Linked DNA regions of Homo sapiens: all the other regions are linked to region 1. A link is an interaction called in ENCODE POLR2A ChIA-PET data of the cell type or tissue named here. Cell type or tissue: MCF 10A. All regions are shown on one strand.

Evidence for each region. Peaks named below come from ENCODE experiments on the same cell type or tissue, not always from the same donor. Only the 100,000 strongest peaks of a DNase experiment are listed, where the experiment ranks them.
Region 2: POLR2A ChIA-PET joins it to region 1 with 5 read pairs; 3 of 35 experiments call an interaction of 5 or more read pairs at or near these places.
Region 3: POLR2A ChIA-PET joins it to region 1 with 7 read pairs; 4 of 35 experiments call an interaction of 5 or more read pairs at or near these places.

Annotation. Positions count from the first base shown.
Region 1 is chr13:27,127,293-27,135,292 of GRCh38, forward strand. All of the region lies in intron 1 of USP12 (ubiquitin specific peptidase 12), which reads right to left. The region is part of intron 1 of USP12-AS1 (USP12 antisense RNA 1); the gene reads left to right. Among named protein-coding and RNA genes, the nearest start is that of USP12-AS1, 5.8 kb to the left of the region's middle. RefSeq lists an enhancer at 3,779-3,848 and a silencer at 3,879-3,928. In MCF 10A, no CTCF peak of the experiment used is centred here; DNase peaks (open chromatin) are centred at 3,509 and 4,059.
Region 2 is chr13:27,216,433-27,224,432 of GRCh38, forward strand. LOC124903137 (a long non-coding RNA gene) reads left to right here. Exons shown (of 2, transcript XR_007063732.1): 2 at 2,915-4,022. Among named protein-coding and RNA genes, the nearest start is that of LINC00412, 17 kb to the right of the region's middle. In MCF 10A, no CTCF peak of the experiment used is centred here; no DNase peak of the experiment used is centred here.
Region 3 is chr13:27,049,907-27,057,906 of GRCh38, forward strand. LOC105370124 (a long non-coding RNA gene) reads right to left here. Exons shown (of 2, transcript XR_941767.3): 1 at 5,590-8,000. Among named protein-coding and RNA genes, the nearest start is that of USP12-AS1, 72 kb to the right of the region's middle. In MCF 10A, no CTCF peak of the experiment used is centred here; a DNase peak (open chromatin) is centred at 4,495.

The DNA of each region.
Region 1 (8,000 bases):
GCTTAAAATCAGAAATCGGCACAAAGCAAAGTGACCCTCAGTAAGATATATGGTACCAATGACATAAAAGGGAACAGAGAGGTTCAGCTGCCAACACTAATGGAGAAGTCAGAACATGTTGCTAAGTCTGAGAGAAATGAAATATTGTACAACCAGTTATCAAGCTCTAATAATCACATGATCAAAGGGCCTTTGCCTCTATTCCTATCACAGGTCTTCTGAAAACCATTTGTTCCATTGCAGGAAGAAAGAGAAACAATATAATTTTGCCGTCCAGTAGTGTTTATGTTTGTGTATACATCCCATTCTCCCACCTACCCTCCATATCCCTCCTAAAAATCTTCAACCTGATAGGGAAGATTTCTGGCAAGTTCTCAAAAACTGAATTTCTTCCCAGAAGAAATTAAAAGTAGTTTACTTTCTCCTTCAACTGCCACCACAGAAGCACATATGTAACATATTAAACATCTAAATTTCTCATCTCTTCAGAAAAAATCCAATTCTATGATTAATCACTGCGCAAGTAACTGCAAATTTAAATTTACTCAGAGGACTCCACTTATGTAATAAAAAACAAGTTACATATCTGAATCAATATTATAATTCACTGCTAAATAACTAAGCCAAAACCAACAGGCATGTAATTTTAACTTTCAAAAGTTCAAACGTCCACTAGAAACTCAATGTTCCTATTAGACATGTCAAAAAGCACAGTATTCCGATTATTTTATTCAGTATTTTCAATGAAAAGTTTCACCACATAATTCATGGCTAAATGTGTTATAGAGAATATTTAGAGAGAACAAAAGAAGATTCGGATTTACCTTAAGTCTTTTAACTCAGTCAAGATATGGAAATATAAGATCACTGGATGCCAAAAAAATAAACGAACGAAAAACAAGCTTTTGATCTGTAAATGTTCACAATGAGACAATGAGCTAATGAAAGAAATCTCATTACTTCATCTCTGTTAGAAGTAACAGTAGTAATAATACTGGCTTTTCCAAGAACCACTCTGTCAAGCCTTCACATTTGGCTTAACAATAACATCAAAAGGAAAATTCTCAAATATGACCAAACTCAGCATAAGAACATACTTGAGTGCACGATGAAACTTTACAGATCCTACTTTCCTAACAATACAAAAAACTTTCAAAAAATTAATAAAATACTCTCATGGATAGCTAACATTTAAAACATAACTATATCTGAACTCCGTAACTGGCACCTTACCTAAGGCAAAAAGGGTGGGCAAGATGTGTTTTTTCAGCATCTTCACATTGTCTTCAATGCAGGGATTCACCCACTTTGGTGAACAAATTACAAGAATGTTTCATCAAGCTCTTTCTACCATATTCTTGATAATTTCTATATCTATTCCACCAAATAATGTTTCAGCTCTATAAAAAGCAAGGATCCCTGGATTGCCACCCTGCGTACCCTTCAGACACCTGACTTGGATAACAGATTTCTGTGATTATGCTCAGTGAGAAAACCTGTGTTGATGCTTTTCCACTTATAAAAACATGAACGCTTCTATTTTTCCCAGCACCTATGTTACAGTATAATAAAGTATCTGTAAAGTACCTACCACTCCTGAGAAGAAAATCACTATATAAATACAAGGTATTATTAAGTTCAAGTGAAACCAAAATCAACAAATTACATTATGGACTGACTTAGTTTAATAGTAACGGAGTTCATACTCCAGATTCCATATGCAGACTCTGACTCACCCTAATAAAAAGCAAATTATCATCAAACTTACATAGTTTTATCAAATACTCGGAATATTCCATACACTTCAAATAAAAAAAAGTACTCATATTGTGAACTATCTAGAAAGAGTTCTTCATTCTTACCACAATAAGAAAGTGACCTGTAGCTCTTTCCGTGTCACTGAGACAACAGGAATATTATATTAAACCACAGTTAAGTGGAAAGAACAAAGCAGCATCTCTGCCAGTCCTGTTTTCTAGACCTCGATTCCCCTGACCTATAAAATGTGGTTCTCTCTTACCATTTTCCAGCTATAAAACTGTGGAAGAACTGAAAACAACTTTTAAGTTCTGCAAAAATAAAAACCATTCTTAGTAACCACACCATCAACAGCTCATAAAATGACAGTGTCACTCTAAAGCTATGCGTAGGCCAGGTGCAGTGGTTCATGCCCATAATACCAGCACTTTGGGAAGTCAGAGCAGGAGGACTGCTTAAGGCCCGGAGTTCTAGAGAAGGCTGGGCAACATAGCAAGACTCTGTCTCTACAGAGGATGTTGTGGAGCACGCCTGTAGTCCCAGCTGTTCGGGAGGCTGAGGCAGGAGGATCATTAAGCCCAGGAGTTCGAGGCTGCAGTGAACTATGACCTGGGCGACAGAGTGAGACCCTATCTCTTAATAATAATAATAGCAAATAAAAATAAATGTATGCATAATTTTTGTGAAGGATGTTAGAGAAATGCTGCAAAGAACTTTATTCCATTAATGTAGTTTCGGTCTTTTCAACAACAAGAAAGCACCACTCTTTGATAAATGGTGGGGAAGTAGAAAAGAACTGGCTGCCAACTGGCATGAAGCACGGTCACATCCAAAACATACGAGTGGAGTGACCAACATGAAAAATGGCAGAGTAGAAAGCTCCCAGGGTTAGTCCTTCCACCAAAACCATTAAGCTGAAAAATACATCAGAATCAACTATTCTGAACCTTAGAACCTAATCAGACATTAAACACCCAGGGCAGTAGTTGATGAAGGGAGAAGAGAGCACAGCATGCAAACCAGCTACTATTCCCTACTCCTCAGCATCCCCAGAGGCGGGCACAGGACCACCTCCTAGAGCAGCTGCCTAGTAACAGGGCTGGCAGCGGGAACCTTGCCCTCAACAATTTAGGATTGTGCATTTTGCTCAGTTCTGGCAGTAGCCTGGGGAAACAGCACAGATTCTTGCTTTTGTTTCTGTCCCCTTAGGCTGCAACCTTTCTTGTTTTTTTCCCTTTATTGAGGGGGATGGGGATCCAGACATTATACTAAATCTCTATCAAGTCATAGCTGTCCAGAGATAGTAAGACAGAAACTTCAGTGACCACACACAACAAGGAATACAGACTTTGCAAAACTGGTTTAGAAAAGTCATTATACAAATGGATGACTGCAAGCCTCAAAAAAGCAATCACTGAGGAGGTGGAGAATCTGATTTTCAGAGTCACCACATTACAACATTCAAACTGTTCAGTTCTCACACACACACAAAAAAAATCACAAAACATGCCAAAAAAAAAAAAAAAGGAAAATATGGTGTATTTGCAGGAAAAAAGAATTTGACAGAAACCATCCCTGAGGAATTCCAGACACTGGAATGACTAGTCAAAGGTATTATTAAATCAATCGTATCAACGGTATCACACTGGGGTCCCAAAACAAGAGCTGAGCACGCTTACTTCCCCACGACTAACGTGGTTTTTTCAGTGAGTCACTTGTTGAAATCTCAAATTTCCTGGATGAGAACCATTTCTGCAGGGATCAAATGAGGTCAAATCACAAGTCCAAAAAGATTACACAAGTATCACAAGTCCAAAAGATTAGCTAATTCTTGAAGGCAACAACATTTAAATTCCACCACTTTGCTTCAGCAAGCCGTGACGCTTAAAAACAAGGGTGTCAGAAAAATTCTGGATGAAAAGATCAGTTCATGAAAGTAAGGAAGGAATAGTGTTGTGCAGCTATAGAAATAACAAGAGCTGAATGACACTCAAAGTTTATGTGTGGCATTTTCAAAATGCAGTAAAATTCATTTTTTAAAATAAGCACAGATTTACATATGTTAAACACAATTTGAATACAAATTCAGAATGCAGGAAGCAGTCAATATGGGAACTTGAGTGTGGGTACATTACAAAGAAGAAAGGTAAGAACTGGTAAGAGACACTTTAGCCATAGCAGGCCAGAAGGCTGCACAGGTGTGAAACCCTCCTGGTGAGAGGGTGAGCAGTGAGCTCCACCACCACTTCTCAAACCACGTGACTCTGGGTGAGTCACTTTCTCAGTCTTAGTTTCCTCACCATATCATACAGGAAAATACCTACTCTGCCTACCTCGGGGTTACAGAAATCAAATAGTGAATGTGAAAGTGCTGTAAAACGTAAAGCATTATGTAAAGGTATGACTAGAAACATGAGTCATTTGGATTTTTCTAAGTAATCATTTTACCAAAGTGAGCAACGTGATGGAAACTTGCCCCAGTAGAGTGAAGTACCTTGTTCAAGTACACTTGGTTTTGAAAGCCACTATGTAAATGGAAAAGAGACCACTCTTTAACCTATGTAAAAGTCTGAGGTTAGCTTCCTATGGACAGTTAAAATATCAGAACAAGCACCAAATCCCTTTCATATGCTTTGTATAAAACCTTTTATTTTATAAGTACTCTAAGTTCACAATCTAAAAATAATTCAAACTGTAAAGAGGGTGTAAAACTCAAAGTATTATTCACCACTCCCTCTCTTAAGGTTCATTTCCCTGGAGACAATACCCATTAACGGTTTTAGTTCTTAATAATGATTATCATAACTTTAAATAATATATTGCATGCCTCAGTCAACAGCTCTTAATTCTGTGCTTTTGCAAGAAGAGAAATTGACACACACACTACCTCCCAACTCTCCTTCCACAGGCCACCTCCTAATTTTTATTACGTGTCACTGGGTAGAGTATTGTTCTAGTGCTTCTACTGGTTCTACATCTAAATCTTTAGCTAGATTTACCAATTCTCATATAGCACGTAAGAAATCCGGGCTATGAAACAAAAGGAAATAAGCACATTCACCTTTCCTGCTATCCCTCATTTCCTCCACCTCCCAGCCACTTACTCATATATTCAGGGATTATAACATTTACATTAGCTTCTATAATTATATCTTCCATGCTTTATCTTTGGTGTATTCAAAAAGCAATTAACTAGAAAGAGTAGATACTTGAAGGGTAGCTAATGTGTGCAAAGGAGATTGGCTTATGAAGTAGAGAGGGGCCAGTAGAAATGTTAGTAACTTCAAACAAGAAAATTTTAGTTACACATGTTAAAAAATGTATAGGTTACTAGCAAAACATAAAATATCATTCCAATAAAAAGCAGTACAGGAAGGCAAAAAAAAAGAAAAGAAAAAGAAAAAGCAAAGGAACAGAAATATAGCCCTCACTCATTAAATTACTGCCCCTCGAAGGAGACTCTTCCATGTTCCAATCTCTTGGTTGTCCTCAAGTGTCTGGAAATCCCTGGTTGGCTGTACGGCTTTGTGAATGAAAGATGGTTAGTGTAAGTATCTCAAGAGGGTTTCCTCTGCATTTGCGTAGGTCTGGCTGTCCTAAAAGATCGTTGGTTTCAAGTTCTATGTGTGTGAGGAGCTGGTGGGCACGTTAACAAGAAGAGCAGTACTCAGAATAGGAATGTCCTTGTCCTGTGTCTGCTGTAAAAACCAAAGTGCTATGTATGAGCTCTTCTCTGCTCTCTCCACTCTCACGCACTCCTCAGACAAAAGATCACCCACTTTCTGGCAAGACCATGACTCTAGCCTTATCCTAAAGGTGAAAGCCTGGCAAACCAGCCACTCTGAAGGGGACAGAAAGGAGGCTCCATTGAGCCAGCTATTCTGAATGAACTTCTTTAATTACCATGGTGATGGCAACACAGCCATGCTCCTACTATGAACTGTTGATTCCAAACTCAAGCTTCCACCAGGGCTCTCTCAAGAAGCCCAGGGTCAGCTGTTAACTAACACTTATTAATTATTCTCTCTCCTGCTGTAACTTTTTCTACTAGCTGTTGTCTCTCTAATCCTATTTACTATCTTGCAATCCTCTAGGAATCCTCAAAAATATCTGATCTATTAATAACACAGTCTATCCTCTAGCTCTATTCCAGTTCAATAAACTTAACGCAAACACCACACTCACCACACTCACATGACATCTTTCTGTTATTTCTATAAAAATTTTAGAATGGGTGTGCACATGCTTAGACTGATCTCAGGATCCTTTATAACATAGTTTAACAAGAATAGTATTACTTCAAAGTAGTCTACTCTTCCCAGAATATAAATTATCATCTAAATTACGTAAAAAGCTTTGCTAGTAAACATCTACAATACCATCCTGGCTAACATGGTGAAACCCCGTCTCCACTAAAAAATACAAAAATTAGCCGGGTGTGGTGGCGGGCACCTGCAGTCCCAGCTACCGGTGGGGCTGAGGTAGGAGAATGGCATGAACCTGGGAGGGCGGAGCTTGCAGTGAGCCAATATCGCGCCACTGCGCTCCAGCCTGCGACAGAGCAAGACTCTGTCTCAAAAAAAAAAAAAAAAAAAAATTCTACAATAATGGGAGAAATACCTGGAGCTAAATCAATCTGATCGGAAACTCTCAGCCCATACCAAAGCAGGTTTCATTCAGACCACTATTTCACTAATAATCACCAACAGTTTTCTTAAATACTACATATAGAAATGTAAAAAAAAATTATATTCAGAAAAATGTCCTAATTTTATTCTAATTTATAAAGCAATATTTGGGGCTGGGAGTGGTGGCTTGTGCCTGTAATCCCAACCCTTTGGGAGGTCAAGGCAATAGGATCACGTGAGCCCAGGAACTTGAGACCAGCCTGGGCAACACAGTGAAATCCCATCTCTAAATAAATAAAATAAAAACATCAGCTGGGCATGCCCATTAGGTGGTACATGCCTGTAGTCCTAGCTACTTGAGAGCCTGAGGCAGGAGGATGGCTTCAGCCCAGGAGTTCAAGGCTGCAGTGAGCTATGATCAGGCCACTGCACTCCAGCCTGGGTCACAGAGCCAGACCCTGTGAAAAATAAATGTTTAATTAGTCACACATTATGACTGAAATGTGTGACTGCCCTATAAATGAAAAAGACTAAAGAAGCTCTCTCTATAGGGTTACTAACAACTTATAGGACAGAATTTGGAGAAAGGTAGCATAAAAGAAAGCGTTTTGATCAAAAGCAGTTCAATTTCTAAAATTTCTCTATCACATTTGGCTTGCCATATAAGCTCATTCTCTATTATATTCTGAAAAGAGACACAGAAAAAAAGAGGAGAATAAGTCAGCAACTGAGAGGGTGGAAAAATAAAATTTCAATGAGTTTCAAGGTAAGAAAACATACTTTGCCATGCCCACATAAAAGGTAAGCTGTCTCCCAAATCTGTCAGAAAAGAGAAGAGTTACTTTCTAATCAGGTCCCCTAAAGTCTTCCATATTACAAAATATACTCTCTCAATTACTTCATTTTGAACAACAAAGGGTTGTCCAAGGAACTCTCATGAGCCTAAAAAAACCTCAAATAAACAATTATGAGTGCCATTAAAGAAGAACTTGAACAGTTTATTAATTATGCCTAGAGATTTGATGTCATGATTGTACAAGATAGACGTCATAATAGATAAGCCATCTTCAATCAGTTTTATAAAAAGACTAGGTCAGTAATTAATGATCTATTAAGTGGGGATATTAGCTAACAAAAAAAATTGTCAATATTATAGAAATGGAAATGCTATCCCAAGCCATACTCACTGACACCATCAAAAATGAATTTTAAAGTGCCGTAAACAGACGTACACTTAAATGAAAGTAGACATGTTCTAACTAAATGTTTCACAGATGCTGAAGATATCTATGAACAGTTCAAATAAAAATATATCCTAAAACAAGGCCAGGTGCTGTGGCTCATGACTGCAATCCCAGCACTTTGGGAGGACGAGGTGGGCAAATCCCTTGAGCCCAGAAGTTTGAGACCAGCCTGGGTAACATGGTGAAAGCCCATTTCTACTAAGAAAAATACAAAAATTAGCTGGCATGGTGGAGTGCGTCTGTAGTCCCAGCTACTCAGGAAGCTGAGGTGGAAAAATCAATAGCTGAAGGCAGAGGTTGCAGTGAGCCGAGACCACAAAACCTGGGCAATAAAGCAAGCCTGTCTCAGATAAATAAATAATCATAAAAT
Region 2 (8,000 bases), 89 kb after region 1:
CATTTAAAAGCTCAAGGCTTAGTAAGGAAATGCAGCAGTCCCTGCAACACCCCAATTCTAGGAGCACAAAAACTGAACGGTCAGTGGAGACTAATGCAAGATCTTAGACTCATCAATGAGGCAGTAATTCCTCTATATCCAGTTGTACCCAACCCCTATACATTGCTCTCTCAAATACCAGAGGAAGCAGAATGGTTCACTGTTTTGGACCTCAAGGATGCCTTCTTCTGTATTCCCCTGCACTCTGACTCCCAGTTTCTCTTTGCCTTTGAGGATCCCACAGACCACACGTCCAACTTACGTGGATGGTCTTGCCCCAACGGTTTAGGGATAGCCCTCACCTGTTTGGTCAGGCCCTGGCCCAAGATCTTGGTCACTTCTCAAGTCCAGGCACTCTGGTCCTTCAGTATGTGGATGACTTACTTTTGGCTACCAGTTCGGAAGCCTTGTGCCAGCAGGCTACTGTAGATCTCTTGAACTTTTTAGCTGATCAAGGGTACAAGGTGTCTAGGTCAAAGGCCAAGCTTTGCCTACATCAGATCAAATATCTAGGCCTAATCTTTGCCAAAGGGACCAGGGCCCTCAGCAAGGAACGAATACAGCCTATACTGGCTTATCCTCACCCTAAGACATTAAAACAGTTGCGGGGGTTCCTTGGAATCACTGGCTTTTGCCGACTATGGATCCCCAGATACAGCAAGATAGCCAGGCCCCTCTATCCTCTAATCAAGGAGACCCAGAGAGCAAATACTCATCTAGTAGAATGGGAACCAGAGGCAGAAACAGCCTTCAAAACCTTAAAGCAGGCCCTAATACATGCTCCAGGTTTAAGCTTTCCCACAGGACAAAACTTCTCTTTATACATCACAGAGAGAGCAGGGATAGCTCTTGGAGTCCTTACTCAGACTCGTGGGACAACCTCACAACCAATGGCATACCTAAGTAAGGAAACTGATGTAGTAGCAAAAGGCTGGCCTCACTGTTTACAGACAGTTGCGGCAGTGGCGGTCTTAGTGTCGAGGCTATCAAAATAATACAAGGAAAGGATCTCACTGTCTGGACTACTCATGATGTAAATGGCACACTAGGTGCCAAAAGAAGTTTATGGCTATCAGACATCACTTACTTAGATATCAGGCGCTACTCCTTGAGGGACTGGTGCTTCAAATATGTACATGCATGGCCCTCAACCCTGCCACTTTTCTCCCAGAGGATGGGGAACCAATCGAGCATGACTGCCAACAAATTACAGTCGAGACTTATGCCACCCGAGATGATCTCTGAGACATCCCCTTAGCTAATCCTGACCTTAACCTATATACCGATGGAAGTTCATTTGTGGAGAATGGGATATGAAGGGAAGGTTATGCCATAGTTAGTGATGTAACTGTACTTGAAAGTAAGCCTCTTCCCCCAGGGACCAGCACCGAGTTAGCAGAACTAGTGGCACTTACCCGAGCCTTAGAACTGGGAAAGGGAAAAAGAAAAAATGTGTATACAGATAGCAAGTATGCTTATCTAATCCTACATGCCCATGCTGCAATATGGAAAGAAAGGGAGTTCCTAACCTCTGGGGGAACCCCTGTTAAATACCACAAGGAAATTATGGAGTTATTGCACACAGTGCAAAAACCCAAGGAGGTGGCAGTCTTACACTGCTGAAGCCATCAAAAAGGGGAAGGAGAGGGGAGAACAGTAGCATAAGCAGCTAGCAGAGACAGGGAAAGACCAGCAGAAAGGAAAGAGAGAAAGAGATAGGAAGTCAGAGAAAAAGAAAGAGAGGAAGAAACAGACAAAAAGAAGGAGACAGAGAGGAAGAGACAGAGAGACAGAAACAGAGAGACAAAAGTCAAAGAAGGAGAAAGAGAGGAAGAGACAGACAAAGAGGGAGTCAGAAAGAGAGAGACAAAGGAGTCAAAGAGAAAGAGAGATGGAAGTAGTAAAGAAAAAACAGTGTACCCTATTCCTTTAAAAGCCAGGATAAATTTAAAACCTATAATTGATAATTGAAGGTCTTCTCCATGACCCTATAACACTCCAATACCACTTTGTTGTCAGCGCAAACAAGGGCATAGCCAAAAAGCACTGAGGCCACTGACAACCCGTAGCCTTCCTATCAAATATCCTTAACCCAGCAGGTTTCCTAACAGGGGATCTAAATTTGAAGGTCTGACCAGACCTAGTAGGAACTCCCTTCAGGAGAGGATGATAGATGGTTCCTCCTGAGCGATTATGGAAAAAGACACAATGGGCATTCAGTAAGTGATAAGGAAATTCTTATAGAAGCAGAGTTAGGAAAATTGCCTAATAATTGGTCTGCTCAAATGTGCGAGTTGTTTGCACTCAGCCAAATCTTAAAGTACTTACAGAATCAGGAGGGAGACATCTATACCAATTCTAAGTTAATATGGACTGAACAAGGTTTTATTAATAGCAAAGAAAAATTAAAATCCCAAACTTACAAGGTTTTCAACTAAAGTAAAGTTTGCTAAAAGTTAACAGTGTAACATGCATTATCTTACTGCCACACACTCTCAAAGAATTTCTCAGACAGTTTGCAGGAAGTGACGAAATCTATCCTTACTCTACAATCCCAAATAGACTCTTTAGCAGCAGTGACTCTCCAAAACCACTGAGGCCTAGACCTCCTCACTGCTGAGAAAGGAGAACTCTGCAGCTTCTTAGGGGAAGAGTGTTGTTTTTACACTAGCCAGTCAGGGATAGTATGAGATGCCATCCAGTGTTTACAGAAAAAGGCTTCTGAAATCAGACAATGCCTTTCAAACTCTTATAACAACCTCTGGAGTTGAGCAACATGGCTTCTCCCCTTTCTAGGTCCCGTGGCAGCCATCTTGCTGTTACTCACCTTTGGACTCTGTATTTTTAACCTACTTGTCAAATTTGTTTCCTCTAGAATCGAGGCCATCAAGCTACAGATGGTCTTACAAATGGAACCCCAAATGAGCTCAATTAACAGCTTCTACCAAGGACCCCTGGACTGACCTGCTGGGCCCTTCCACTAGCCTAAAGAGTTCCCTTCTGGAGGAGACTACAACTGCAGGGCCGCTTCTTCGCCCCTATCCAGCAGGAAGTAGCTACAGTGGTCATCAGCCAAATTCCCAACAGCAGTTGGGGTGTCCTGTTTAGAGGGGGGATTGAGAGGTGACAACGTGCTAGCAGCCCTTGCTCGCTCTCGGTGCCTCCTCGGCCTCAGCATCTGCTCTGGCCACGCTTGAGGAACCCTTCAACCTGCCGCTGTGCTGTGGGGGCCCCTCTCTGGGGCTGGCTGAGGCCGGAGCCAGCTCTCTCTGCTTGTGGGGAGGTGTGGAGGGAGAGGTGCGGGCAAGAGCCGGGGCTGCATGCAGCACTCGCAGGTGGCATGGGTTCCAGGTGGGCGCAGGCTCGGAGGGCCCCGCACTCTGCACGGCCGGCCGGCACTTGCTGGGCTTGATTGGGGTATGAGCTCCCTCTGGGCTGCCGGAGTGCCTGGGCTAGGTGCTGCAAAGTCCCGTGGCAAGTGCCATTGAGAGGTGAAGCCGGCTGGGCTTCTGGGTCGGGTGGGGACCTGGAGAATTTTTCTGTCAAGCTAAAGGTTTGTAAACACACTGATCAGTACTCTTTGTCTAGCTAAAGGTTTGTAAATGCACCAATCAGCATTCTGTGTCTAGCTAAAGGTTTGTAAATGCACCACTCAGTGCACTGTGTCTAGCTAATCGGGTAGGGGACTTGGAGAACTTTTGTGTCTAGCTAAAGGATTGTAAATGCACCAATCAGTGCTCTGTGTCTAGCTAAAGGTTTGTAAATGCACCAATCAGCACTCTGTCATAACGGACCAATCAGCTCTCTGTAAAACGGGCCAATCACCTCTCTGTAAAATGAACCAATCAGTAGGATGTGGGTGGGGCCAGATAAGGGAATAAAAGCAGGCCACCCGAGCCAGCAGTGGCAACCCGCTTGGGTGCCCTTCCATGCTATGGAAGCTTTGTTCTGTCGCTCTTTGCAATAAATCTTGCTGCTGCTCACTCTTTGGGTCCATGCCACCTTTATGAGCTGTAACACTCACTGTGAAGGTCTGCAGCTTCACTCCTGAAGCCAGTGAGACCATAAACCCACCAGGGGGGACGAACAACTCTGGATGGGAGGAACGAACAACTCTGGACCGCCACCTTTATGAACTGTAACACTCACCGCGAAGGTCTGCAGCTTCACTCCTGAAGTCAGCAAGACCACGAACCCACCAGAAGGAAAAAACTCCAGACACATCTGAACATCTGAAGGAACAAACTCCAGACACACCATCTTTAAGAACAGTAACACTCATGGCAAGGGTCCGTGGCTTCATTCTTGAAGTCAGTGAGACCAAGAACCCACCAATTCCGGACACAGCACCACTGCACTCCAGCCTGGGTGACAGAGCCAGATCCTGTCTCAAAAAAAAAAAAAAAAAAGAAAAGGATTAAAATTCAAAAATACCTAGATACCTAGGAATACAGCTAACCAGGGAGGTGAAAGATCTCTACAATGAGAATTACAAAACACTGCTCAACAAAATCAGAAATGACATGAACAAATGGAAAAATATTCCATGCTCATGGATAGTATAGCATGAAAATGGCTATACTATCCAAAGCAACTTACAGATTCAATGCTATTCCTATCAAACTACTAATGACATTCTTCACAGAATTAGAAAAAAAAACTATTTTAAAATTCATATGGAACCAAAAAAGAGCCCACGTAGCCAAGACAATCTTAAGCAAAAAGAACAAAGCCAGAGGCATCACACTACCCAACTTCAGACTATACTACAAGGCTACAGTAACCAAAACAGCATGGTACTAGTACAAAAACAGACACATAAACCAATGGAACAGAAGAGAGCCCAGAAATAATGCCATACACCTACAACAATTGACCTTTGACAAAGCTGACAAAACAAACAATAGTGAACAGACTTTCATTCAATAAATGGTGCTGGGATAACCGCCTAGTTATACGCAGAGGATTGAAACTGGACCCCTACCTTACACCACATAAAAAAATCAACTCAAGAGGAATTAAAGTCTTAAATGTAAAACCTAAAACTATAAAAACCCTGGAAGATAATTTAGGAAGTACCATTCTGGACATAGGACTTGGCAAAGATTTCACAACAAAAATGCCAAAAGCAATTGCAACAAAAACAAAAAATGACAAATGGGACCTATTAATAATTAAACTAGGCCAGGTGCGGTGGCTCATGCCTGTAATCCCAGCAATTTGGGAGGCCGAGGCAGGTGGATCACCTGATGTCAGGAATTCTAGATCAGCCTGGCCAACGTGGTGAAACCCCATCTCTACTAAAAATTAAAAAAAAAAACAAATTAGCTGGGCATGGTGGGCGCTTGTAATCCCAGCTACTTGGGAGGCTGAGGCAGAAGAATTGCTTGAACTCGGGAGGCGGAGGTTTTGATGAGCCGAGATCATGCCATTGCACTCCAGCCTGGGCAACAAGAGCGAAACTCTGTCTCAAAAATAAACTAACTAACTAAATAACTAACTAACGAACTAACTAACTAACTAAAGAGCTTCTGCACAACAAAAGAAACTATCAAAAGAGTAGACAGACAACCTATAGAATGGAAAAAAAACATTTGCAAACTATGCATCCAACAAAGGTCTAATACACAGAATCTATAAGGGACTTAAACAAATGTACAAGCAAAAAAAAACCAACCCCACTAAAAAGTCAGCAAAGGACATGAACAGACACTTTTTAAAGGAAGACATACATGTGGCCAACAAGTATATAAAGAAATGTTCCATGTCACTAATCATTAGAGAAATGCAAATCAAAACCACAATGAGAGACCATCTCACACCAGTCAGAATGGCTATCATTAAAAAGCAAAAAAAGCCAGACGCAGTGCTCATGCCTGTAATCCCAGCACTGTGGGAGGTCAAGGTGGGTGGATTGCTTGAGGTCAGGAGTTCGAGAACAGCCTGACCAACATGGTGAAACCCTGTCTCTGCTAAAAATACAAAAATTAGCTAGGCAAAGTGACACACACCTGTAATATCAGCTACTCAGCAGGCTGAGGCATGAGAATCGCTTGAACCCAGGAGGCAGAGGTTGCAGTGAGCTGCGATCACACTATTGCACTCCAGCCTGGGCAACAGAGGCAGACTCTGTCTCAAAAAAAAAAGAAAAAGGAAAAGAAAAGAAAAGAAAAAGAAAGTCTAAAAATAACAGATGCTGGCAAGGTTGCAGAGAAAAGGGAACACTTATACACTGCTGGTGGGAGTGTAAATTAGTTCAGACATTGTGGAAAGCAGTGTAGATTGCTTGAAAAATATAAAACAGAATTACCATTTGATGCAGCAATCCCATTATTAGGTATATACACAAAGGAATATGCATTGCTCTCCCATAAAGATACATGCACGTGCATTTCACTGCAGCACTATTCACAATAGCAAAGACATGGAATCAACCTACATGCCCATCAATGATAGACTGGATTTTTAAAATGTAGTACATATACACCATAGAATACTATGCAGCAATAAAAAAGAATGAGATCATGTCCTTTGCAGCAACATGGATACAGCTGGAGGTCATTATCCTAAGCTAAGTAACACAGGAACAGAAAGCCAAATACTGCAAGTTCTCATTTCTAAGTGGGAGCTAAACAACGAGCACACAGATACTAGAAGGGGAACAACAGACATTGGGGCCTTTTTGAGGGTGAAGGGTAAAAGGAGGGAAAGGATCAGAAGATATACCTATCGGGTAGCTATGTTTATTACCTGGGTGATTAAATTATCTGTACACCAAGCCCCTGTGAAACACAGTGTACCTATATAGCAAACCTGCACATATACCCCTGAACCTAAAGTTAAAACAAAGAACTGAAATTCTGAGAGACACAGGTAGCCCTGAAAACATTATGCTAAGTCAAATAAGCCTGAAACAAAAGGACAAAAATTCTGTTGTTCCACTTACATAAAGTACCTAGAGTAGTTAAATGCATAGAGACGAGAAATAGAATGGTGGTTGCCAGGGGCTGGCAGGAGGGGAGTAATGGGGAAGTTAATTGCTTAAAAGTTATAATTTCAGTTTGGGAAAATGAAAAAGTTCTGGAGATGCATGGTGGTGATGGTTGCATAACAATATGAATGTACTTAATGCCATTGAGCTGTACACTAAAAAATGGTTAACATGGTAAATTTTATGTTATATAAATTTTGCCATAATTAAAAAAAATCTTTTAAATTTTCCCCCAAAAAATTAGAATTCTTTTGGAAAAAACCTCAAAAACATTTCAAGAAATGGCAATGTTATTAGAATAAGTGTATAACTTTAGAAAACAACAACTTGTAAGAATAAAATGCTTATTTAGATATTTGACTTTTTGTAAGCTTATTAAAAATGAATGTGTCTGGAAATAAGGTAAATTTACAAAGGTAAATATGCTCTTTAACTAAAAACAACCCCAAAACCCTGAAGTACTGATACATGCTATAACATGGATGAAGTTTTAAAATTTATGCTGCATGAAAGACAGACACAACAGGCTATATAAATTTCATTTATATGAAACATCCGGAATAAGCAAATCCCCTATTAGTGGTTTCCAGGGTCTGGGTCATGGGAACAATATAGAATGACTGCTTATTGGGTAAAAGATTTCCTTTTGTGGTGATGCAAATGTTCTGGAACTAGATAGTGATGGTTGCACAACATTGCAAATGGACTAAAACCCACTGAATTGTACACTTAAAATGGGTTTTGTTGTGGTTGTTTTAGAGATAGGGTCTTGCTCTGTTGCCCAGACTGGAGTGCACTGCTGGGTCTGGCCCAGCGATGGATGAAAGGAGTACTCAGGTGTAGGTATCCAGTGAAAGAGCGGGCTAGGGGACCAGGCCGCTCACAGACCCCGAGGAGGGTGTCCTAAAGGGTTGTAGCAGCCGCAGCCCTGACAAGCCTGCGCTGCAGGCATTTATTCAGTACAGATTTA
Region 3 (8,000 bases), 77 kb before region 1:
CTACATTCATGTCTCTTTGGAAATGCACTGATTTGTAACTTCAGCAACTAATATGTTGGCTGATTCTATTTAATACTTCGACACCAAAAGATGACAGAGATTGCTTCCAAACCGCACTTTCTTTACTGACTCTCATGTATCCCTAACCTGCCAGTCCCACATTCAGGAGTTCATGGTGAAAGCCACAGGCAAGGGAGCCTCCCAACCAGTGTTCTGTCTAGAAAAGTTGCAGTGCTCATGTGTGCATGCGTGCACGTGTGTGTGTGTATTGCTTACTATATGCAAGGTAATGCACCCTCTCCCTGCTTCTATTTTCTGTGCCCATTGCAGCATCAGACCCAGGGACACTTACCTGCAGGTAGAATAATGGCATATGACCGTGAAACATCCTTACACAATGTGACCAAGGCCAGCATCTAAACCTGCTCCCAACACCTTTGACTGGTGGCACCTCCACAGCCTGGAATCCCTTCCCCGGTCTTTACTTCTTTCCTCAGTGCATTCTGTCCTGGCCCTTTTTATAACAGATATGCCCGAAAAGCTTTTACTAAATAAATATCCTCACGTGCTCTTTAGATCACAGGTCTCCTCCACGAGGTCCACTAGAGAAGAAATGTGGCACTGAGTGTGGCAGCAGCAATCTTTCTTCCAGGCCACCTGTTCTTGCAGTGACCCTGACATCCCTTCCACCATGTCATGGCATACTTGTCCTTGGGTCTGGGCAGACCTTTGGGGCTGCCTTGACCAACCTACTGTGACAGATGTACTGCTATGTGACTTTGGAGGGGAGATCATAAAAGTGCCTTGCGCTTCTGCCTTGCTCATGCAGGATTCCAGCCGCCATACTGTGAGGAAGCCCAAGTTATCCCATGTGGACAGATCACATGGAGAGGTATGTGTGAGACCACAGGCATAGGTAGTCTAGCCAACAGCTCAGACGAGATCCCAGCTGACAACCCACATCAACCTTCAGATGACCTGGACCCTAGCTATCGGGCTGTTCCCAGCCTTCGAGTCTTCTTACTTGGGGCCATGGATATTGAGGAGCGGAGACAAGCTGTTCCTGCTGTGTCCTGAACCAGAAAATTTATGAACATAGTAAAATGGTTATCATACACCATTAAATTTTAGTTTTTTAGGCAGCAATATTATGTGGAAAAATGATTTCAGTTCACAATCCCAGTTCCTAATTTCAAGATGCAGTCTAGATGTCCTATGAAACATCATGCTTTTATTTTTTTCTTTTAAATATTTATTTTTATTTTTCCATAAGTTATTGGGGTACAGGTGGTATTTGGTTATATAAGTTCTTCAGTGGTGATTTGTGAGATTTTGGTGTACCCATCACCCAAGCAGTATACACTGCATCATATTTGTAGTCTTTTATCCCTTGGCCTCTCCCACTCTTCCCCACAAGTCCCCAAAGTCCATTGTATCATTCTTATGCCTTTGTGCCCTCATAGCTTAGCTCCCACATATCGGTGAGAACATAGGACATTTGGTTTTCCATTCCTGAGTTACTTCACTTAGAATAATAGTCTCCAATCTCATCCAGGTCACTGCAAATGCTGTTAATTCATTCCTTTTTATGGCTGAGTAGTATTCCATCATATATATGGATATATATGGATGAGATTGGAGACTATTATTCCAAGTGAAGTAACTCAGGAATGGAAAACCAAATGTCCTATATTCTCACTGATACATGGGAGCTAAGCTATGAGGACACAAAGGCATAAGAATGATACAATGGGCTTTGAGGACTTGTGGGGAAGAGTGAGAGGGAGCAAGGGATAAAAGACTACAAATATGGTGCAGTGTATACTGCTTGGGTGATGGGTACACCAAAATATATATATATATGATGGATATATATATATATATGATGGATATATATATATATATGATGGATATATATATATATATATGATGGATATATATATATGATGGATATATATATGATGGATATATATATGATGGATATATATATGATGGATATATATATATGATGGATATATATATATGATGGATATATATATGTGTGTGTGTGTATATGACGGATATATATGTGTATATATATGATGGATTATATATATGTATATACATGTTGGAGATATATATATGGAGATATATATATATATACACATACACACATATATATGGATATATATATACACACATATATATATATATGGATATATGGAATAAACCATAGCCATGGGCTATTATACATTTTCCCCTCCAAAATTAAGGTATCAAGTTAATCCCCAATGTGGCAGTATCGAGAGGTGGGGCCTTTTAAGAGGTGATCAGATCATGAGAGCTCTGCCCTCACGAAAGGGTTAATCCATTCATGGGTTAATGGGTTATCACAGGAGTGGGACTGGTGGCTTAGTAAGAAGAGGAAGAGCGACCTGAGCTAGCATGTGAGCACCCACAGCCCCCCACCAAGTAAGTGCCCCTCACCAGGTGGTGCCCTTTGCTGCCTCAGGACCTGAGTCCCTGCCAGCAAGAAGGCTCTCACCAGAGGTACCCCCTTGACCTTGGACTTCCCAGCCTCCAGCCCCGTAAGAAACAAATTTCATTTCTTACAAATTACCCCTTTCAGATATTCTATTCTAAGGAATAGAAAATGGACTCATATGTCCACCAAATAAATAACCAATGTATGGAAAATTATACATCCATTAAGATGGATTCTAATGACATGGGGATGTAGTCATGCATTTACTTAATGTATTTTCCCCGAGCAACCCTCCATGTATGAGGAAAAAAAGCACAGTGGCTTTGGGAGTCAGAGGGCTTCCTGGGGCTGATTAGGAGGGAGCGGCTCACTGCTACATGGCTGGAACACACAGGACAGATGGAGGGAATGCAAATAAGAAGGCTTGCATTTCCTCCACACAAAAGTGATTTTTAAAAGGCAGCAAATTTAGAAAATCTGAAAAAGAAAAAAAAAATGATTAGGAGGAAACCTCATCACCTCCCCAACCAGCAAGAATCCCCAGAGATAATGTGTGTGGAAGAAGGAGGTGCTGGCAGTGGGGCCAGACTTCCCACCCGAGTGGGATGGGTTTGAGCCCTTTCTATGCATATGTCACAGGCCTGGTGCTTTCATCAGGACGGAGGGCTGGGGACACCCGGACACACACACTCGAGGGAAATTTACCAGCATGTCAGCACTGGCTGTCTGAGTTAATTACAGTTGCATTTTTTTTCTTTATATCTTGTGTGTTCTAAATTATCTCTAATGAGATGTTTCTACCACACCAGGGAGAAAAAAGCAATGACAGGGACTGTAAAATAAAATTTAAATACCAGACCCTACAAACATGGAATGTGCAAAGGGCTGCAACTCCCTGCCTTCCCTCCCTTCACTTGCTCCCTGCTCCCCTTCCCAGGCAGCTCCTGGAAGGAGTGGTCAGCCCAGCCCTCCATTTCCTCTTGCCCACGCAGTCACATCTCTGCAATCTAGCTTGCGCTTCGCACCCCCACCCCCAGATCAACTGTGACCTCATTGTCAAATCCAAGGGACATGTTTTTATCCTTATCCTGCGTGGCTGTCCATCATCTGACCCTGTGGGCTACTCTCTTCCGGGTCTCTCCCTGCTGCCTTTTCTGTCTGCCTTGTGGGTTTCCTACTTGCACCTCCTCCGTGTTCCCCAGGACACCATCAGGGCCCCCTGTACACCTTAATCTACACACACTTCCTCTTCTAAATTAATGGTTTCAAATAGCAATGCCACACTAATGACTCCCAAGCCCATGGTTAGCGCTGCCCTCCCTGAACTCTTGCTCCACGTGTCTAACCACCTGCTGGGCATCTCCAGCAGGAGATAAGCTGAAGCTTGAGACATAAGCTGAAACCTGAAGGATGGCTGGGTTTTGAAACTAAGAAGTTGGGGTGGGGTGGGAGTGCTCCAGGCAGGAGAAATGACACGTGCACATGTTCAGTGGGGAGAAGGCTCACGCACATTGCCTTCCAGGGACTCAATCCAGCAGGAGCTCACTAAGTTCAAGATCAAACATTACCATTCCCCAATAGGAATTCATCCTCCCCTGTTCTCTAGGTGTAGGTGCTATTAACTAGTCACCCAAGCCAGAAATGAGAAGTCCAGTTACCCACTCGTTCATGTATTCATTTGCTATTCCTTAGGCACATGCAGACAAGATGCACACATTGCTCACAGCCCTGCCCTCACAATGCGGAATCCACTGAGGTAGGGAGGCTGTCTGCTGGTGGTGGTGTGAGGTCATGAGCTGGCAGCCGGGTCAACAGGCAGTCACATCTCAGTGTGGAGGTGCTGGGACGGAGGAAGTGCTGGGGCTGTGGAAACACTCAGGAGGGAATCAGGAAAGACTTCCTGAGGTGGCGACATAAGCTGAAACCTGAAGGATGGCTGGGTTTTCAAAGTAAGAAGTTGGGGTGGGGTGGGAGCTTTCCAGGCAGGAGAAATGACACATGCACATGGTTTAGCAGGGAGAGGGCTCATGCACAATGCATTCCAGGGACTGAGTCAGTATGGCAGATGCCCAGATTGTAGACAGGGTGAGGGTGTGTGTGCCTGAGAGAGACGAGACAGAGAGACCAAGAGACAGAGTGACAGAGGTGTTTAGGAGCTGAGCTCTCAGGGACCTGGTTAAAGAAAATGGATTTTGCTCAGAGGAACATGGAGTCACTGCAGTGTCTTAAGCCAGAGAGTTCTTTCAGCATCTATTCAATAAATGTGTACACTTTAAAAAGAGCCCTCAAATTTCACTGTGAGAATGTGTTTGTAAAGGCCAAGCCTGCAGGCAGAAAGGTTGAGCAGGAGGCCCAGGTGACTAGCCTCACCAGGGCAATGGACGAGAGGTAAGACAGGTTCAGGAGAGTTTGCAGAGCCAGTCCTACTAACAGAACTTGCTCAATGTCTGAATGTCTGTGCAGGAGGAAGATGAAGGACTGAAGGAAGGTTTCCAGCCAATGACAGGTGCACATGGGTGGATGATGGCACCGTGCAGGGTGAGGGAAGCTGCAGGAAGGTCAGTGTTGGGGCAGGAAGTAGGTAGAGCAAGTTGAGTCTGGGGTGTCTGTGTCATAACTGGGTAAAACTGCACAGGGGACACAGCTGGAGACACAGGCCTGGGACCTGGGAGATCTGGGCTAGAGATAAAGGTTTGGTAGGCACTGTTATCCGATGATAACTGAAGCCATGGGAGCAGACATGGTTGTTTCAGAAGAGTCTAAACAAAGCAAACTGCCTAGAACAGAGCCCTGCAGAACATCAACTTTTGTGGTTAAGAGCAGACTCCCTCCTGCTTACTTCCATGGCAAACTCTCCACCACGCCCTAGACTGCCCTCAGTACCTGGAGTCCCGAGCCCCCACCTCCAACCCCAGTGCCTTCACCTTGTCCAGGTTCCTGTCCCTTCTCAATGGGATTCCTACTACCTTCTCAGGGGTCTTTCTCTTCCAGTCAGGCTCTCCTCTCCAATCTACCTCCTCCGCTGCCACTGAAATGACCTTACCAAAATGTCATCGTGAGAAATCAGTCATTAACATTCCTCAAAAGTTCCCTATGTCCATTTTAGGAAAATCCAGACTCCTTACCTGGATAAAAAGGGCCCTTGGGGATTAGAATCCTCCTTTTCTCGCCAAATATTGCCAAGTGTACTGCAGCCACATGAAAGCTGTACTTCCCAGACGTGTGATGCTTGTGTGTGCCACCATGCCTTCTCATGGACTGTTTTCTTGAAACCCAGAATGCCGCCCGCCTCCACCCTATCTTTGATCTAAATAACCCTGACTTCTTGGAAGCTCAGTTCACGTGCTATTTCCCCTGAGGCCTTTTCTGCTCAGTAATATGATTTAGATGCCTTTTCCCGGTGTTCCTGCATCATCTTATTTATGCTCCCATTATGGCTCTCAACACTTTGTATCCCTGCAACTCATTACTGATTTGTGTTTCCTTCACCAAACTGCATATACAAAATCTCACTCAACTTGCTGTTCTTGGTAATTGAATGCAGTAGGCACTCAATAAATATGTGCTGAATGAACAGATAATTACTAACATTTACGGAGCACTTTCAACTAAATGCTCACTCATGGAATCCTCCTAACACTGAGCTAAGCAGGCATCCATAACGCTCTCTGTTTCATAGATAAGGACACTGAGGCGCGGGTGCCCAGGATAACACCCGGAGTGGGGCTGGGGCATGAAGGTGATCTGCCTCTAGAACCTGCACTCCTAACCACAGCAGGCTTCCTCTGGTAACTCCTTTCTCTGAACCCAAAGGACATTTTACATAGATTTTGTCTAGCCTTTAACAACAAAAACTCCTCTTCTACATCGGAAAGCGCCATGAGAATGGAAATTGCCTTAGGCATCTTTACATTCCTTGCAACAACTGATAACGATGCTCTTCACATAACGCATGTTCAATAAATATCTGGGTAATTACAGTTGGGTTTTAGCATATTTCTAGATGACACTATTTGGGGAATTATTGCCACAAACTGTGTGAGGTTAAGTTTCTCAGTTGAGTTTCACGTCTTTCAAGATGGTATTACTTTAGCCATTTTACAAATGGGAAATGTGGGCTTAGGAGGGCTATGCAACTTGTTCAAGGTCATGAGGCTGTGAAGAGCTGGCTCACTGCCTACTTAAAGTGTGTATGCTTAGCTCAACATACAAAGGAGAAGGCATGGCCCGGCACAGTGGCTCACACCTGTAATCCCAGCGCTTTGGGAGGCTGAGGCTGAAGGATCACTTGAGGCCAGGAGTTTGAGACCCATCTGGGCAACACAGCGAGACCGCATCTCTACAAAAAATTTGAAAATTAGCCAGGCATCATGGCATGTCTGTAGTTCCAGCTACTCAGGAGGCTGAGAGGCAGGACGATCACTTGAGCTTAGGAATTTGAGGTTGCAGTGAACCATGATCACACCACTGCACTGCAGCCTGGGCGACAGAGCAAGTCCCTGTCTCTAAGGAAAAAAAAAAAAAATTAAAAAATTAAATCAAATATAACAAAAGGAATGGCAGTAAACATGATCACCCAGATGCAGTAGCTCAATGCCTGTAGTCCCAGCACTTTGGAAGGCCAAGGCAGGCGAATCGCTTGAGCCCGGGAGTTCAAGACCAGCCTGGGTAACAAAGTGAGACCCCATCTCTACAAAAAATAAAATAATTAGCCAGGTATGGTGGCAGTTGCCTGTAGTCCTAGCTACTCAGGAGGCTAAGGTGGGAGAATTGCTTAAGCCCCGAAGGTCAAGGCTGCAGTAAGCCATGATTGCACCACTGCAGTCCAGCCTGGGTGACAGAGTGAGACTCTGCCTCAAAAACAGAACAGTAATAATAATAATAATAAACACCTTATGGTCAACAAGTGATCACCAGTCCAGATCTAGATTGGTGCTGGGAAGGATGCCAACAGACCTGTGTCAGAGAAAGTGACACTGCCACAGATAACTCTTGACGACAGAATTTCCTTAGAGAGCCTGGTAGCAAACCTAACCCCAAGGGGCTATCGCACCAGATGAGGCTGAAAGGCTGCACTCGAGTCATCTTACCTCCTGTTTGCCTGAAACATCTGCATCTATGACAGAGAGCAACATCCAGGTCAATTCCATTTGCTATTAGGCTGGCTTTAACCTATCTAGCAGTCAGTTCACTTCACAAAACTCTCCAAACATGTGCAAATTGCCAAGCAAATGAATTTTTTTTCTTGTCCTAAACCCTTTCAAGGGTTTTTAAGATGTGTCTTTCCATAAGTGAAAAGGAAATGTTTTATGCTAGATCAAATGATACAGATGCAACTAGTTTCTGGCAGAAATTTTCAATAGCCACTCACCAGCACTCTTCAACATGAGGCTGTTAGTTTGGTTTTACCAGTGTGTCCTCAATTATCAAATGCCTCAGAATCACTATAGACTTTATAACACAGTTTGTGAGCACACCAAAAACAGAGTCTAATTAAGAATCCTAATAGCCATTTCAACTCCACCTAATCTCAAAT